Regions from separate parts of the Homo sapiens genome. Here all the other regions are linked to region 3. The links are chromatin contacts, found by Hi-C or POLR2A ChIA-PET in ENCODE. All regions are on one chromosome and are shown on one strand. The core of a region is the stretch at or near the end of the contact, and the rest is flanking DNA. Distances in the headings are between cores, read along the strand shown. Region 1 has its middle 24 kb from the start of PRF1. Region 2 overlaps PALD1 (phosphatase domain containing paladin 1). Region 3 holds the start of PPA1 (inorganic pyrophosphatase 1).

What was found. Hi-C counts contacts between places; a loop is a spot of excess contacts on that map. ChIA-PET counts read pairs that join two places held with the same protein, here RNA polymerase II (POLR2A). Pooled maps may share reads with other maps.
Region 1: a pooled map shows a loop between it and region 3 (11-fold over the local background). The contact joins the enhancer-like site here to the promoter of PPA1 in region 3. A Hi-C loop is called at or near these places in 5 of 37 single-sample maps with no recorded cell type and 12 of 50 pooled maps. POLR2A ChIA-PET finds 5 or more read pairs at or near these places in 2 of 52 experiments (H1 and OCI-LY7).
Region 2: a map of B cell shows a loop between it and region 3 (6-fold over the local background). The contact joins the enhancer-like site here to the promoter of PPA1 in region 3. A Hi-C loop is called at or near these places in 1 of 168 maps with a recorded cell type or tissue (B cell), 6 of 37 single-sample maps with no recorded cell type and 5 of 50 pooled maps. POLR2A ChIA-PET finds 5 or more read pairs at or near these places in 1 of 52 experiments (OCI-LY7).

What each region holds. Positions count from the first base shown.
Region 1 is chr10:70,577,044-70,580,099 of GRCh38, reverse strand. No RefSeq gene overlaps it. Among named protein-coding and RNA genes, the nearest start is that of PRF1, 24 kb to the left of the region's middle. Within about 2 kb of position 1,624, at least 8 of the 41 ENCODE cell types and tissues checked have a DNase peak (open chromatin) inside an H3K27ac peak, as active enhancers do; they include OCI-LY7, where a contact is called at or near this core.
Region 2 is chr10:70,488,770-70,491,766 of GRCh38, reverse strand. The region is part of intron 1 of PALD1 (phosphatase domain containing paladin 1); the gene reads right to left. Among named protein-coding and RNA genes, the nearest start is that of PALD1, 12 kb to the right of the region's middle. RefSeq lists a silencer at 1,445-1,544. Within about 2 kb of position 1,451, at least 2 of the 41 ENCODE cell types and tissues checked have a DNase peak (open chromatin) inside an H3K27ac peak, as active enhancers do; they include B cell and OCI-LY7, where a contact is called at or near this core.
Region 3 is chr10:70,231,807-70,234,774 of GRCh38, reverse strand. It overlaps PPA1 (inorganic pyrophosphatase 1), which reads left to right and starts at 1,346. Exons shown (of 11, transcript NM_021129.4): 1 at 1,346-1,511. The coding sequence starts at 1,448. RefSeq lists a silencer at 1,135-1,704.

The DNA of each region.
Region 1 (3,056 bases), core at 375-2,874, 350 kb before region 3:
GAGTACACATATAGAATATGTCTGCCTTGCAATGACAGAAAACCCAACCCAGCTCACTTAAGCACAAAAGGATCTGGGTTGTCAGTTAAAAGTTTTGTGGGCATAGGGGTAACCTGGCTCTAGACATGATGGGGTACAGCAGCTAAAGGGCAACAGCAGTTGCCTCAGCTCAATTCCACTGGCCTTGGTGTGTTGGTTTCATTTTCATATTTGTTTTCACCTTGTGGCTGTGTGACAACTGTAGCCACGTCTGGCCTCTCCCTTTTAAGTTCCACAAGAATAGTTAACACTCTTCCAGTCACTCAGAAAAATGCCAGGGATAAGCTCTGATTGGGTGTAATTGGCCGGCTGAGTCACATGGCCAGCCCTGGGCCAATGGCAGTGCCAGGACAATGAGATGCACAAATTGGCTCAAGCCTTGGTTCTTGTTCCTGCTGGGGATGGGGAAAATCAGACATGGTTACCAGAAGGATGAATGGAGGCCAGGAGCAACAACAACCCCGTGTCTACTCTATGGACTCAGGTATAAGTGCTTACTTCACATATGATGAAAACCATAGTTCCAGTAAGGGGGAAATGTGGCTATTCCATAAATAATGTAGGCCAGCCTGGTGCAGTGGCACATGCCTGTGGTCCCAGCTACTTGGGAGGCTGAGGCAGGAGGACTGCTTGAGGCCAAGAGGTCAACACCAGCCTGAGCAACATAGCAAGATCCCATCTCTAAAATAATAATAACAAATAATAATAAATGTGGGCCAACTGGATATCCATTTTGGAAAAAAAAAATACACTATCTCATGTCATTCACAAAAGTTTATTCCAGATGAATTAAAGCATTAAACATAAAAGACAACACTGTAGAAATATTCAAAGAAAACATAGGAAAGAGATCTAGAACCTTGGGTAGGGAAGGCTTGCTTACACAAGTCAAAAAACACACCATGTATAAATTGAACAACTTCTCTATGAAAAAATACACTAAAAACGTTACAAGACCTGAGACAAACTGGGAGAAAGAACTGACTGTATATCTATCTACCTACCCACAAAACAAATTATATTAAAATTTTATGCCTGTTAATTAAAAAAAGACAATCTAGCAGAAAAATGGGCATATACATAACAGAATAAATTCAAATGGCCAGTAAACATATGAAAGGATGTTCCAACCTCATTACTAATCTGGAAAAGTCGAGTTAAGGTAAAAATAAAAGACTTTCTTTCTTATCAGATTGGCAAAAATTAAAAGGATTGGCGACCTCAAATGTTAAGGCAGGAATGGGGAAATGGATACTTTCATAAACTGTGAAAGGCTATGAGTGTTTAATTCAGCTTAGATGCCGTCATTTAGTTCAAAGAAAGAATAACAATTACTTTTGAAGGGCAAAGACACTGTGCAGGTTTGTTGATGGTGAGGTGGGCGGATGTGGGAAAAGGAAAGAATAGCCAAGAGGGGGTGCAAAGTGAAACTCAGAAGGCCCATAGATAATCTACCAGTGTGACTCAGAGAACACAAGCCATTTCCCATTCTTGTGGCTGTAGAGGGGAACCTCTTGAAAGTACACAGGGGTTTAAATAACATCAAGTCAGAGAACCACAAGAATTTGACGGAGGGCTTTCAAAGTCATCATGCTTTCCCCTTAGTCTCCTCCCCGAGTCACCCCAGCCTGGGCACTCTTCCAGGATCTACCTTTCTCTCCTCTCAACCTGTCATCGAAAATGGCAGAGAGGATTACCATATCCAGCCCTGAAACAAGCAAGGATTTGGCATCAGACACGGGTATCTCTAGCTGTAAAATAACACCTTGTGGTATTGTTGGAGGGTTGAACGAGATGATGACTGTAAAAGAAACCAGATATAATGCTTGACAAAGTAAGTAATCTAATAAAGGACATCATAAAATAAGCAAAGGTTATTGATCTGAAGCTAGGTCAGCTCCAGCATAGACTGAGACACACAGGAATGGAGAGGACAGGCTCTAAGACAGCATGTATATCTAATGGTATTTTAAAGCTAAAAAATAAATGCAACATATATGATAAAGTTATCATCTTAACAAATCAATAGGAAAGGGGTCAAGTGTGGTGGCTCACCCTGTAATCCCAACACTTTGGGAGACTGAGGTGGGAGAATCACTTGAGCCCAGAAGTTCAAGACAAGCCTGGCCAACATAGTGAGACCCCATCTCTACAAAAAAAAGAAAATTCAAAAATTAGCCGAGTGTGGTGGCATATGCCTATAGTTCCAGCTCTGGAGGCTGAGGTGGGAGAATCACTTGAGCCTAGGAGGTCGAGGGTGCAGTGAGTTATGATTGCACCACTGCACTCTAGCCTGGGTGATAAAGTAAGACCCTGACCCAGAAGCAGCATAGAATTTAAAAAAGAAAAAGAAAAGAAAAGAAAGAGAAAGGGAGAAAGGGAGAAGAAAAGGAGAAAGGCAGAAAGAAAGAAAAAGAGAGAGAGAGAAAGAAAGAAAAAGAGAGAGAGAGAAAGAAAGAAAGAAAGAAAGAAAGAAAGAAAGAAAGAAAGAAAGAAAGAGAGAAAGAGAGAGAGGGAGGGAGAGAGGAAGGAAGCGAGGAAGGAAGCGAGGAAGGGAGGGAGTGAGGGAAAGAGAAGGAGAAAGAGAAAGAGAAAGAAAGAGGAAGGAAGGAAGGAAAGAATGAAAGAAAGAAAAGAAAGAAAGAAGGAAGGAAAGAAAGAAAGAAAAGGAAGAAAGAAGAAAGAACAAAAAGAAAAAAGGAAGAGAAAGAATGAAAGAAAGAAAAAGAGGAGGAAAGAAGGAAGGAAACAATGAAAGAAGGAAGGAAGGAAAGAAAAGAAAGAAAGAAAAGGAAGAAAGAAGAACAAAAAGAAAGAAAGAATGAATGAAAGAAAGAAAGAGAGAGGAAGGAAGGAGAGAAAGAGAGAGAAAGAAAGAAAGAAGGAAAGGAAGGAAGACAAACGCCCAAACAAAAAAGTCAGCAAAGGACATAAACAATTCATAACAGAAAAAAAAATGGCCAAAACACATGAAAAAAATCCAACTTCACTATTAGTTAAAAAGAAATAAAATTGAA
Region 2 (2,997 bases), core at 202-2,701, 260 kb before region 3:
TGGGGGAGGGGAAACTGGGAGGGATTACTTAATGGATGGATGGAGTTTTCCTTTTGGGGTGATGAAAATGTTTTGGAACTGAAAATGTTTGTGGTGATGGTTGCAAAACATTGCAAATGTACTGTCACTGAACTGTACACTTTAAAAGGGTTATTTTAATGTCATTTCAAAAAGTAATGAGAGCATCCCCTGGTCATCTGAATAACCATCTCATAAGCAAGCAGTGCCCTACAATTTGAGCCTCAAGTTTGCTCCTGTGTTTACAATCCAGTTCCTTCTCCATGAAGGCCAAATGATATCATCACACACAGCACAAAGAAAGGTTGTGATTCAAATAGGAAAAAAAAAGCAGGTGGGGAGGGAGAACAGAGCCACCCCATAGCCCATGGCAGCCTGGAGGTGCCCAGTTCAAAGGCCCAGCCTCTTAGCAGTCAGGACCATGTGCATGTTGACAGCATCTGTGTGAAGTGAGTAAAGCCCATCTCTGTGCCAAATTCCTGATTCCTACAAGAAGTGGGTTTAGGCTGGGCACAGTGGCTCACGCCTGTAATCCCAGCACTTTGGGAGGCCGAGGCAAGTGGATCACGAAGTCAGGAGATCGAGACCATCCTGGCTAACATGGTGAAACCCCGTCTCTACTAAAAATACAAAAAATTAGCCAGGCGTGGTGGCAGGTGACTGTAGTCCCAGCTACTCAGGAGGCTGAGGCAGAAGAATGGTGTGAACCCAGGAGGCGGAGCTTGCAGTGAGCCCAGATCGCACCATGCCTGGGCGACAGAGCGAGACTCTGTCTCCAAAAAAAAAAGAAGTGGGTTTAAGAGCCACTACAAGCAGATTTCAATAATGCCACTATTCCATGCTTATCTTCAATCAAACAAGCCAGCTTTCCGAGTATCGGGCAATACCCCATTAAAACAGACATTCAGGGATTGCTCACACGTAGTCTAGGCTTAAATGTGAGGTCTGATTACCCCAACCCGTCCCATCAGCCCAACATTATTAGTACTTCCCTATACAACAGGCCCAAGAAACAGAGGCAGGGAACACAGGAGAGGCCCAAGGGCACAGCTCTCTACCATCAACCCAAGGCTGGCAATGTAGGTGCAGTTAACATCCTTCCAATTAAAGTAATTGTTCATTGGAAATGAGTTGGCTTTCTGGTTTTACTACTATTTCCTGTTTTTTTAATAGTTTTGTAAAAACTTTAAGTCTAAGGTGCTTATGCCTGGTCTTATACACATTTCAGTTATATTACAGTAAGAATAATGTCAATCAGCAAGTGAGGGGTTTGTTGTTGTTTTTCAAAAGGGAGTCCTGAGCTCAGGAGTTGAAGACCTGGGCAACACAAGACCTTGTCTCTATTAAAAAAACTTTTAAATTAGCCGGATGTGGTGGCACATGCCTGTGGTCCTAGCTACTCAGGAGACTGAGGAGGGAGGATCACCTGAGCCCAGGAGGTTGAGGCTTCAGTGAGCCGTGATTGCACCACTGCACCCCAGCCTGAGCAACAGAGTGAGACCTTTAAAAAAGAGAGAGAGAGAGAGGGCCAGGCGTGGTGGCTCATGCCTGTAATCCCAGCATTATGGGAGGCCGAGGCAGATGGATCACCTGAGGTCAGGAGTTCAAGACCAGCCTGGCCAACACGGTGAAACCTCATCTCTACTAAAAATACAAAAATTAGCTGGGCATGGTGGCAGGTGCCTGTGATCCCAGCTACTCGGGAAGCTTAGGCAGGAGAATCGCTTGAACCCGGGAGGCGGAGGTTGCCATCAGCCGAGATCACGCCACTATACTCCAGACTGGGCAACAGAGCGAGACTCCATCTCAAGAAAAAAAAGAGAGAGAGAGGGAGTCTACAAAAAACCCATATGTTGTATGATTTCATTTATATGAAATGTCTAGAATTAGCAAATCTATAGAGATACAGAGCATGCTAGCGGGCTGGGGGTGGGGAGTGACTACCAATGGGTACTGGGGTATCTTTTGAGGTTGATGAAAATGTTGTAAAATTAGACTGTGGTGAGACAACAGCTCTTTGAATGTACTAAAAGCTACTAAATGAGTGAATTGTACAGCATGTGAATTAGATCTCAATAGGGCTGTGAATTGGAAGTCCACGTATTACCCACATTTGAGCAGCACTGAGCTGCAGAAAGGGAGACATCCACAAACCCACCTATGCAGAGCTCCCTGCCAGGTCCTCCCCTCCCCCTACAGGATTCCTGAGCCCAGGATGAGACCCCAAGTCACAAGACAACCCCTTCCTGGGTAAGCAAGTGGCTGCCCTGGAACCACCACACAGGATTCCTATCTCCCAGAACCCATGTCTTACAATTAAGGCACTACTTTGTACTGTTAAGTTAGGGAAAACTTAAAAACAATGAAAACAACCAACTTTAGGATGCAGGGGATGGGGTTCATCTACACATCGATGGCAGTGTCAAGGAAAGCAGCATGACATAAGACTCAGAGCACCTGGGACCCCACTGGCTGCAGTCTCATTGGTTGGGGTTGGGGTGGGGCCAGGAGGGTGAAAATCTGAGCCCAGGCAGCCCCTTCCTCAGAGGCCACAGGCATCCCATCCTCCACCCACGTAGGCTGGGCAAGATAGCTATTGGGAGGCCCCTACAGGCTGCCTAAAGAGACTTTGGCAAGGGGCAACTCCCCAAGGGTCCCTCTTCTGTCAACCCAACGAACTGCCCTCTCCTGGGCCTATTCCTTCCAGTGACACTTCAGAGAGACGGGAAGAAGCCCCCACCAGCGGCAGCCAAGTCGGGGTCATTGGTGAAGCGGCAGAAGGACACATCCGCCCAGAACCCCCAGCAGTAGGAGGATACATCCACCCAGACCCCCAGCAGCAGGAGGATACATCCACCCAGACCCCCAGCAGCAGAATACATCCACCCAGACCCCAGGGACGGGTCACGACAGAGGCTGTTTTGGACAGACTGATCCCCTTTGATCCAATGCTACTCTTCTCCAGAACCTGCTCTAAAT
Region 3 (2,968 bases), core at 97-2,596:
AATTATTGACTAAACTATTGCTTCGCTAATTTTTTTTCCTGCCCTTCTGTTTTAACAGCAGTAAAACAGTGTGGTGAAATGTTCAAAAAATCAGTGAATCACAGCCTTCTGAAAATTAATGGGTGTCAGTGAGGTTTGGGAGTTGGATGGAGACAAAGGGAGCGACACCATAACTAACTGGAGATCTTACTAGGTTTTCATTTAATATTCATTTTTTACAATAGACATTGTTTGGAAAAAAGGGTTTAATTCAAAATGTCATTAAGGCACATTATCTTTAATGTTCTAGAAAAAGTTATTTAAAGAAATCCTGGCCATGAAATTAAAATAAATAAATAAATAAAACCAGGCATTCTTTGAAATGTGAATAATAATTTGCTAATTTATATTTAGGATTGTGGATATACTTTTTTTCTTTTACATGTATTCCTGGGGAGGTAAGTGATGCAAATATTTTCCCACTGCCTCAATCAGACTTTAGTTTTTGGGGTCTGGCCTGATATGATGGAATATAAACAGGAAATCAAGATCAGAAGAGCCTGTCCCTGAGAACACTCCTTCACGGGACTCTAGCTCACGCCTGGACCTTCCCAGTGCTTCCATCTGAAGCCCCTGGAGACCCAGGTGGGTTAAGTAGGGTGGCAGGGGGGATGGAGGGGGCGGGGGGCGCGGGGGCGTAAATCCTCCCCCACTGGGGAGGGTGACAGTAACAACTTCCAGATTGTTTACAAAGATACAGGCTCTGCTTCAGGCATTTGACGTGTATTAACTCGGGTAATCATCCCAGTAACTCATGAAATAGTTATATTATTATCTTCACTTCCCAGATAAGCAACGGAGTGAGAGAGATTATAGAAAGTGGAGAAGCGAGTACCTTACTAGTAGCCACTAGGGGTGTCAGTAATATGGCTCAACTTTGTTACGACGGATCAGAAAAATGCTCACCTTTAAGACCGCAAGCAGAGCCTGTCTGGGGAAGCAGGTGACTTATCAACGCCTTTTGAGATAAGGAATAGGACTGCGGGGAGGAGTGTGTGAGAATCAAAGGTGAGTTCCCTGTGTGCGTGGTCGGCGGTCAACTCCTAGCTAGTCCAAGCTTAGAGCCTGCGCATTTGCCCTCCCGGGTCAGAGCCCAAAGCCGAAGGAACAGAACCAGCGCCGGCGGCAGCCACGTGGCCCAGCCTCTGAGCCCTAGCTGCCATCGCGGAGGCTGGGCCCGAGGGGCGGGGCTGGGGAGTGCGGACACCCGGGCCTGGCGGAGTGCGCCTGCGCACGGGGTTGGCCCGGCGGGGGTGGGAACACTAGCAGAGCCGCGTTAAAGGCGCTCCCCGCCCCGCCCGCCGGTCCAGTGCTCGCAGTGCGCAGGCGTGGGGCTCTCTCCTTGTCAGTCGGCGCCGCGTGCGGGCTGGTGGCTCTGTGGCAGCGGCGGCGGCAGGACTCCGGCACTATGAGCGGCTTCAGCACCGAGGAGCGCGCCGCGCCCTTCTCCCTGGAGTACCGAGTCTTCCTCAGTGAGTGTCTGCGGCCCGTGGCCCCTCCGCGCCCGTCCGCCCATTCATTCCCGGGCCTTGCCTCCCCGGGAGGGTGCGGCCCGCGCTCGGCCCCAGGTCTCCGACGCGGGCCCGTCTCCTCGGGCGCGTTGTGGGGCCTGGCCGGCCTCACATTGCATACTTGCCGCCGCCGGTCGGGGCGGCGAGGGTCGCCTCCGGCCATCCCTCCCCGCTGAACGGAGATGGTCCCTTTGTCACGCCTCGGGGTACCCGAACCTGGGCCCAGCTAGTTTTGCAGGTGTCTGGCTCTGACAGGGTCTGTTGGGAAAAGGAAATCACCGACCCACCCTAGAAAGGTGCTTGGAAGTAACATAATTCCCGTAAGAGGATTGCTCAGTTTGGAGAAAAGGCGACTCCGGGCCGGGGGGGGCAGTGACTTCCTAAAGACCTTAATTCCGCCGCCGTAGCTCAGATTATCGGCGCTGAGCGGAGCCAAGTCCACCCCCTCGTTTTACAGACGGGAAAACTGAGGCCCGGATCGGGAGCCGTCTGTGAAGGCGCTGGACCGGTCCTCCGCGGCCCGGTCGTGCTCCTGCCTCTGCGCCGCCTGTTTTCCCTCAGCGCCGATGCTGGGAATGCTCCTTATGAAACAGAAAGCTGTTTCCCTCAAATCAAACAGATGACGTCAGTCTGGAAACAAGACTGAGAAAGTGCCAAGTTTTTACCTTTGCAGGATTCGGCGTCTAGGGGGTACCTACCCCGGGTCCTGCACCTAGGGCTGCACGGGGAAACCGGGAGGCTGCATGCTGGCGCCCTCCACGCTCCTTAGGGCACCACGTTTTTTTGGCCTTGTAGGTGGAGGAAAGCTACTTGGGGTTTTTCTTTATCCTCTTACTCCCCCCACCCCCAGCTACTAGGAGTAGATTATGGGCGATAACGGAGGCGTTCGTAAATGTGTCACCACAGGCGCTTCTATTGTAACCTCTTTACAGTTTTATTTGGAAGGAAATGGGCAGGTGCCTCGAACTCTGAGTTGGTGTATGAAGGAAGGGGAAGCGGGGAGTAGAGGAGACGAATGAATAGGCATTGAAGGAACAAAAAGTAGCCTGGTGCGGGAGGAAAAGGAAAGCGAACTGTAAAGCTTACACATCTAGCCAAAGGTTAACTATCAGGTAAAATCCAGGAAGGGTGAGAACTACCCCCCACTCTCCATTTTATTTAATTTTGCAATTAAGCAGCAAGGACAGTCCAGTAACTTTTGACTAATAATTCATGGGACTGTTTTTCTGGAAATAGTGTTGGCTCCAGAATTTCTCTGTAGGAAAGGCTTACAGAGGTGACTGTCTGGTTTGAAGGTGAGGGGTGGATCTTCAAGCTATATATGCAGAACAAACACACTGCTTTTACTTAGGTTATTTATTTGCAATTAATATTTGGTGGCCGTTATGGGAGACCAAAGCTACTCCTAGAATTTGGCA